3 separate regions of the Mus musculus genome follow, and all the other regions are linked to region 1. A link is a loop called in an ENCODE intact Hi-C map of the cell type or tissue named here. Cell type or tissue: left cerebral cortex. All regions are shown on one strand.

What was found. A loop is a pair of places that touch in the nucleus more often than their neighbours do. Peaks named below come from ENCODE experiments on the same cell type or tissue, not always from the same donor. Only the 100,000 strongest peaks of a DNase experiment are listed, where the experiment ranks them.
Region 2: it touches region 1 in a loop (3-fold over the local background); 12 of 42 quality-filtered maps call a loop at or near these places.
Region 3: a loop joins it to region 1, with 7 times the contacts of the local background. A loop is called at or near these places in 16 of 42 quality-filtered maps.

Annotation. Positions count from the first base shown.
Region 1 is chr10:19,906,040-19,908,539 of GRCm38, reverse strand. Pex7 (peroxisomal biogenesis factor 7) reads left to right here and starts at 866. Exons shown (of 10, transcript NM_008822.2): 1 at 866-1,081. The coding sequence starts at 967. In left cerebral cortex, a CTCF peak has its summit at 1,182 (motif pointing right); DNase peaks (open chromatin) are centred at 850, 1,103 and 2,401; H3K4me3 peaks cover 858 bases; H3K27ac peaks cover 357 bases.
Region 2 is chr10:19,490,232-19,492,731 of GRCm38, reverse strand. Gm33104 (predicted gene, 33104) reads right to left here. Exons shown (of 4, transcript NR_152784.1): 2 at 1,715-1,777. Among named protein-coding and RNA genes, the nearest start is that of Gm33104, 4.8 kb to the right of the region's middle. In left cerebral cortex, CTCF peaks have their summits at 846 and 1,052 (motif pointing left); a DNase peak (open chromatin) is centred at 1,051.
Region 3 is chr10:20,124,420-20,126,919 of GRCm38, reverse strand. Map3k5 (mitogen-activated protein kinase kinase kinase 5) reads right to left here. Exons shown (of 30, transcript NM_008580.4): 24 at 1,783-1,968. Among named protein-coding and RNA genes, the nearest start is that of Map7, 45 kb to the left of the region's middle. In left cerebral cortex, a CTCF peak has its summit at 1,467 (motif pointing right); a DNase peak (open chromatin) is centred at 1,480.

The DNA of each region.
Region 1 (2,500 bases):
TTTAGTTAGAGAAAGTCATTTGTATGAATTCACCCTAGATTATCTCCTTTCTAAAATGTTCCCTGACACCCTACCCTAAAAACATCTGTGTATATTCATCACAGCATCAATAGCATTTTGATTACACTTGACAGCTTTCAAGTCTTGTAATCTCTTGAGCTCAACCACGTATCCCAGTGGGTCTTTTGAATGCAAAAGTCTAGCACCAAGCTTGGTACATGACTTGGTCTGTGCAGGTTGACTGGTTTAATGATTAACAAGTCTCTTTCACTCTTCAGTGTTTGGTTTGGCAAACTGCACATTCATCTACCACATTGCATATGCTTGGCAAACATTTGAATGAAGAAATTAATGAGCCCAAGTCTTCCTTAATTACTGGAATATATCTGCATAGTGCAACTAACTACATAAAACCTATAGACCGCAAATTGCACATGATAATAGTCCTATCCTTTAACTTCATTGTTGTCTGGATTCAAATTACCTTGGGCAACCTAGTACTCCATTCGTTGCCCTTGGACTCACTAACTGCTTTCCGAGTTTGTTGTGGCTTTTATTTCGTAACCATCAGGAAAATGTCAGAATAGCAAAGTTTTAAAGTTCAAGCAATTAATAAAAACACAAGGTTTTTATTTAAAAAAAAAACATGGAGGTTGCAATTAAACGTGAACAACTGTCTGAAGTGACTCCTAGCGAGTATCTTCTCTTTTAGGTCTAGAATAATCTCTGAAAGACCAGTTGATTTTAGTTAGAGCAAATCATTGGATTTTTGCCCAAAAGAAAAATGGTCCTCGCGGCGTCAGTTCCCTTTTCTATGTAGCCCAATCAAAATCTAGGATTCCGGGCGTCGGCGTCGTCACTTCCGCCCGGCCTTCCTGGACTTTCAGTGAGCCGCAGTGGGGCACTTCTACCTCGAGACTGTTTCCGCGCTCGGGCCGGGAGGCCGAGTGACGGCGGGCGAGCGGAATGAGCGCGGCGCGGACGCTGCGGGTGCCCGGCCGCCACGGCTATGCGGCCGAGTTCTCTCCGTACCTGCCGGGCCGCCTGGCCTGTGCCGCGGCGCAGCACTACGGCATCGCGGGTGAGCGCGGGCCGCGCCTCCGGGGCGGGCGTAGGACGCGCCGCTGAGCGCGCGGTGCCGCCGCCACCGCCAGGGGGCGACAGAGCTCGGCCCTCCCTCCTAGGTCCCCCTTTCTGCGGAGTTGGCATTGGAGCCCAGGGGAAGTCTACAGCTAGTCCTTTCCCTTCTGTAAGAAGGATGCACTTGTCAGTACTTGCAAGGTGGAGTCAACAGAGCCACCAGTTCAAAGCCATCCTCAACAGAGACTTAGGGAGACGCTGGCCCTTTCTTGAAAAAGAAAAAAAAAAAAACTAGAAAATTCTGTGCTCGCTTTTAGTTGTTCTAGGGGAAGTGGATAAATGTGCAGAGATGTCTAAGTGCTCAAGCCATTTATTTTAACTTATACCCCATCTGCTGTTTATGCACAGGAGCAGTGTATGGCAAACCATTGCATAATGTCAGTGATCTGTAATACTTGTTTACTGCAGGAAAAAAATACGATTTCTGAAAAGTAGTGGTAAATAAACTTGTTTCCGTATAGTTTGTCCATTAGTGCTTAGTGCTTTCACGGTTGGGTTCACAGTTCTTGGCCATCAAACTTTAGACTTTTATAAAGGTTTCTTACAAGAAATTGGTATAATTAGGAATTGTTTTCTAGAGATTTTTTGTGTGTGTGTCTGAGTTTTTTGCTTGTATGTATGTCTGTGAACCATGCCTGGTGCCAGCTAAGGTCAGAAGAGAAGATTCAAAGAGGGTGTTGGATCCATTACTGATGGTTGTCAGCTGCCAAGTGGGTACTGGGATTAGAAGCTGGCTCTGCACATGGAAGGGGTCGGGTCTCTGACCTGACAGTTGACTTTTTTTTTTCTTCTTCATCAGTTACGTTTAAGTGGAAGATCTTTAACACTTTACCCACCTCACTGATCACAAAAACTCAAAGCGAAATTCTGTGAAGACTCTAGTTTGAACAGTTGAATGTGCATGTGAGCATAGTAATTAGTCATCTTACCTTGTAAAGTTCAAGTGCAGATTCCCTTTGAACAGATGTTAATGGAGTGTGAGATGGGGGAGAGAAAGAGACATTAGTCTTTCAGCAAAAATTATTGATTGTTGGCACATAACTGAAGTTAATGTTGTTTTCAACACCTGACCAACGAGTATATGGTATTTCCACATATACTGTCTTAAAATGCTGTGATTGGTGTGTTCTGCGTGTATCAGCAGGGGAGAACCACAGTCTTGGGGGTTTGTAAGCACAAGCCTTCCTTGTCTTCTGTTATTAGCTCCAGCTTGAAAGGTTTGCGTGCCTAGCACCAGGCCCGGTGTGAGTTGGCACTCTGATGCGTTTCCCCAGACTGGTGTTCCGATTCCAGTCTGGCCAGATGGTAAGTTGGATATTTAAGGACTGAAGCATACTATGTAACTTTTAATTGTTCTGTA
Region 2 (2,500 bases), 420 kb after region 1:
GCAAGCCATGAGGAGCAAGCCAGTAAGCCGCACCCCTCCATGCTCTGTATCAGCTCCTGCCCTGAATGAACTCCTGCCCTGTTTGAGTTCCTGTCCTCACTGCTTTTGAGGATGAACTGTTCTGTGAAACTTGGGGCTAGAAAAGCCATTGAGTCACTTCTGTAAGAGCTTGCTGCAAACAGTAAAAAAAAAAAAAAAACCTGGAGGCCTAGCTTGTGCAGTGTCAGCGGGAAGAAAAGACTCTACAGGACATTTTGTGTGAAGGATCTGTAGTTTTGGTTAGCTGGGGATGAAGAACCATCTGTGATGAACAAGATACCAGAACTACTAAAGTAAAATCCTTGCTGGATACTCAATGCTGGTTGGCCAGAGCTGAGAATTTAGCCACGATTACGAAGAAAGCAGCATTGTTGGGGTAAAACTTTCGGGGGAAGTGTTTTCAAGAGATTCAGCACACAGAAGCTGTGTTCCAGACAAGGCCATAAGTTGGACCTTGCGCTGGTAGCTGAACTTGATAGTGCGCCAACAAGGAAACACTGCCTTGAGAGCCTCAGTCTGTTGGCTCAGTCTCAGATCTGATCTCTGGGCCAGAGCTTTTGGTCCGAATCTCAGCTCTGGTACTTGGTATTTGGTATTTGTATGGCATGAGCACGTGATAAACTTCTGTGTCCCGGTTTCCTCATTTGTAAATTTCAATTAAAAATCATAGACAATGCATCATATAAATGCACACGTGATTTTAATGTACTAGCAACAGTGTTTACACTGCAAAGGTTGTCATGGCAGCTGCTTGATCCATGTACATCGCTCAGAACGATGTAGGGTACATGCTGAGCTGCATAAAGTATTATTTTTGCTTTTGAATTTCGTCCGTTTCACATTGGGGGTGGGGACACATGTTTTTGTACTTAGGGGTTTTAACTTGGAAATCAGAAAACGGTTCTGGTTCTAAATAGCTGGAGCTAACCAACAACCTTGCGGGGGGGGGGGGGGGCGCCTCACCCCATCACAACCGCTTGAGGATGCTGCCCCCTGGTGGTCCTTCTCCGGGGCTTCTACCACTCTGTTTCAGTCATGCCAGAATTTTGTTTGTCTTCTCCTTCCTTTAATCTAAAGGTCAACCTATCAGCAGCTGCAGCATTCCCTCACAAGCGTTTCTCAAAACACAGTTTGTAAGTCGCAGATGTACATATGCATTTCCACCGTTTGGGTGGCAGCTAAACGTTATACTTTTGGTAGGAATGTTTAGAAATGGTGAGAAAATTATGTGTCCACTCAGAGCACCTATTATGTAATCTTTTTAATTGATACACTTGAAAATGAGGTAAGTACCTGAGGATTCAAGCAGAGTCCTCTTTAGTACTGATATAAGCATTCATATTTAAAAAAATCATTCTTATGGACTCTAGGATAAATGTCCTATTGCATACCAAAATATAGAGTTTAAAAATATTAACGTCATTACTTTGACAAAATTTCTCAGGATCAAAGAGATAAAAGTTACAATGTTTGCACTTATGCTGCACATGTGTACTCTGTTTGGTCCTGTTTTCACCTGGTCATCTGCAGTGCCCACCCCAGCAACCTCTATCTTATTTCTTCAGGAATTTTCCACAATAACAAACAAACAAACATAAAACAAACAAACAAAAACCATTTGTTTTCAAGAGGAACTATGCAAAACTCTTCCTTTTCGGTTCTTTTGCAAACTTACATGACCCTGGAAGGTAGCTCAAGGGCGGATCACCTCGTCTGGATCACCTCTGTTACACAATTCCTAGCACCAAAAAAGGCAACATCAGAAGATCGGTGAATACTTTTTTTTTTCCTTTTAACACATTTGCTATCGTTTCTGATGGAGAATAAAGAATGAGTCTGAAGTTGTTAGGCGCTCGCTCAGCCGGCTGGAAGCCCGACATTCTCTCTATGCTTCTGCTGCCCGGCATTGTGGACAGAACATTACTCAAACCACAGGCTCCAGACTCCCAGGTAACTGAAGCCAGCAGGAAGCTCTGTTTGATATCAAGTGTGTGCTTTATCGACCTTTTTGTTGTGATGGGAAGAAGGGAACCAGCTTTGCTTTTATCTTGCCCTGTCGTAACATTGCCCAGTAGGTGGAGGCTTTTTTGGTGCACTGTGGCCAAACTCTTTGATAGATGCTGAATTTGTGATCATAAATTTTCTATAATAATAATAATGATAATAATAATAATAATAAATCAATGTTCTTTCCATCACCGTTACTAACATAAAATCTTACACAGCCACGTGTTTTATTAAAGCGGATCTAAAATTCTGCATTCAGGAACCACCACATAGAAAATACAACTTAATTTTCTTTCCTAAGAGACAGAAGCCTGTCCGTCCAGGGACAAAGGCTTACATCTAACAAAGCAATTTTGAACTTTGGAGTCAACCATATAGACTTTGAGCTAAACACAGTCTCGGTGTCTTATTATATTAGAAATACTCCTGCAGAATAAGAAAATAAAGTGTCTTT
Region 3 (2,500 bases), 220 kb before region 1:
GTGCTGCACACCTGACCTGCGTCCATCCCTGTGGTCTGTGCTCCGGGAACCTCCCCAAAGTCAGAGGATGAATTCTCTGGTCGTTTTTAAAGACCATCCCGTTTGACTTAGCATGACATTCCTAGGACTCATCTACATTTATAACCTGTGCCAGAATTTCCTTTTTAAAGGTTGGACAGAATTCCCTTAACATCTGGATTGGGTCACTCTTCCCGGTTCACAATGTCACCTATGTAAGCAGGGCTGCGGTTAGAGAACCAGGTGGAAGCTGGAAAATGGTGGCTGAGCTCCAAACTCGTGCCAAGAGTCAGAATGACAGCAGCTCAGTCTTTCCATTGGTCCAGCCTCATCCAAACGACCCGGTTTAGGAGAGAGCCGGCCTGAGGCCTTTCGCATAGCAGTTGCTCCCAAGGAAATGAACTACTTCTTGGACCTCACTTGCTCCAGGGGATTCTTTCAGAGTGAGCTTGCAGTACCTCCATTTCTTAAATGGATCTGCCTGCTTATGTGTCTAACCAGGCTATCACTTAGAACATGGGAGTATTTCAAGTGTGAATCCTTCATAGCCATGGCCCCCCTGCACATCCCCTCATCACACAGCGTATTGCTCACTGCCGCATTACACAGCGTATTACCCAACAAGAGCACTTGACAGGCCAGGAGTGAAACTGGGTTGAGCGAGTTGCATGACTATGTCTGACCTGGGCCCAAGGCTCAGGATTACAGCTAACTAGCTCTCACTCTGAATTCTCCCCAACCTCCTGCCCAGAAGCCAATGTGTGGGCAGGCACAAATCAGCTACATCGTTGCACTGGATGGTAGATGGCTGGGTTGCCATAGTTGCAGTGTAAGCATGCCTTAGCATTTAATATTAGTGACAGGCCCTGCTTGGATTCTCTAGGACCTCGGTCCAGTCAGGAGAATCTTGTTCCTGTTCTTCACACAGCAGAAACACCAAGTCGTTTCCACTCAGAACACCAGTGACTGTGGAAGGATGAAGATTCAGTTTGGAATGGAGGATTGTTTCTTGTTTCAAATACAAATGTCAAGAAACTACCTAACACAGGAGTAATACATTACAAGTTAATATTAAACATTTAAATAAAACCACACAGTGCAATTTTATATTTGCATACAGGCACCACCAGATATTTTTTCCTGCCTCCCATACCTTGTGTGTCTGACAGTGGCTTACAAAGGTCTATTTTGAATCAGACTTGCAGAATAACTTCTGGTTTGTCTTGCATAAGACTGTCAGTGATCTCTCATTAGATCACGAGTAGTTTCCACTCACCAACTGCCTGTTTTCCAAACTATATTTATGGTGGGAAAATAGTGGATATTTACGAAATGAACTTGTTAAGAATGTCCTATATGGAAACCAGAGAAAAGCCTTGGGGGCTGAGGGGAGAGAGAGCATTTCAACACTGAGCATTCCCAGGTGTAACAGTGCATTTCTCTCAGTGGCCACTAGATGGCACTTCTTGTTCAGCATTACAAAACACGACTAATGTGCACTATGCTTTAGAGGCCCACACATGATCCTAAGGAGAAACCCAGTCTTGGGAATGAATGTCTGTAAGCCTTGCTGTTTCCCATGGTGGTTCAGCTGTGTGAGTCTCTTATCTTTGAGGGAACTCAATAAATACCTCACATCTGTCATCCGAAGAGAATGCAGTTTACCGAGTAAATGAGAGGGAACAGAATTTGAACTGTATCCCATTTCTATAACCAACCGACCCTGAGCAGAGTTTGTGGGGAAATGGCGGCCCGTGCACTTACCGCATCCTGGAAGCCAAAGAGGACCACCTGCACCTGGCTGATGCCGTGGCTGTCGAAGTCCAGCTCCAGCTTGAGCTTGGACAGTGTAGTGGCTATGATTTTTCGGTCAGTGGACCTCACAAACTCTCTGAGGCTCGAGATGAGGGTTGTGATGTGTTCCCACTTTAGTTTAGGCTCTTCAGCACCCTGAAAATAAAACCCGACAGGGCCTCAGTCACTCTGTACTCCACGCGAGCTCCCCCTTCTCAGTCTTTTCTCAGAAGACCTTTGCTCCGAGAGGCCTTCCCCAACATGCTTTGAACCCTGTGGCTCCCCTTAGTAGCCATCACTGCTGCCAGAAGTAACCAGTCTTTGGAGAAACAGCCGTACGCCCACGCTGGTCGGTAGCCAGGGCACATTTGGGCTGTGCCCAGATGGGGATAGGTTGAGGCGGTGAGAATCCTGCTGTTGGGAATTTTAATTGGACACTAAGGTGAGAGAGGGGCACGGAGCCATGGAATCTTAATCTCCGAGTCTGCCTGCAGAAAGGTCACAACCCAGGGTCGGGGTGCACCCAAGGACACGGGAGTAGATGCAGGGGAGTCGAGAATGACAATGGAAAGAGAAGAAGATAGAGCAGAGACGAGCAGCACAAGACGAACAGCAGCAGCCAAGCAAGAGCAAAGATGGAAGGAACCGTGGAGCTTTCTGTCTTCCGGACTCACACACCATGGTTCTC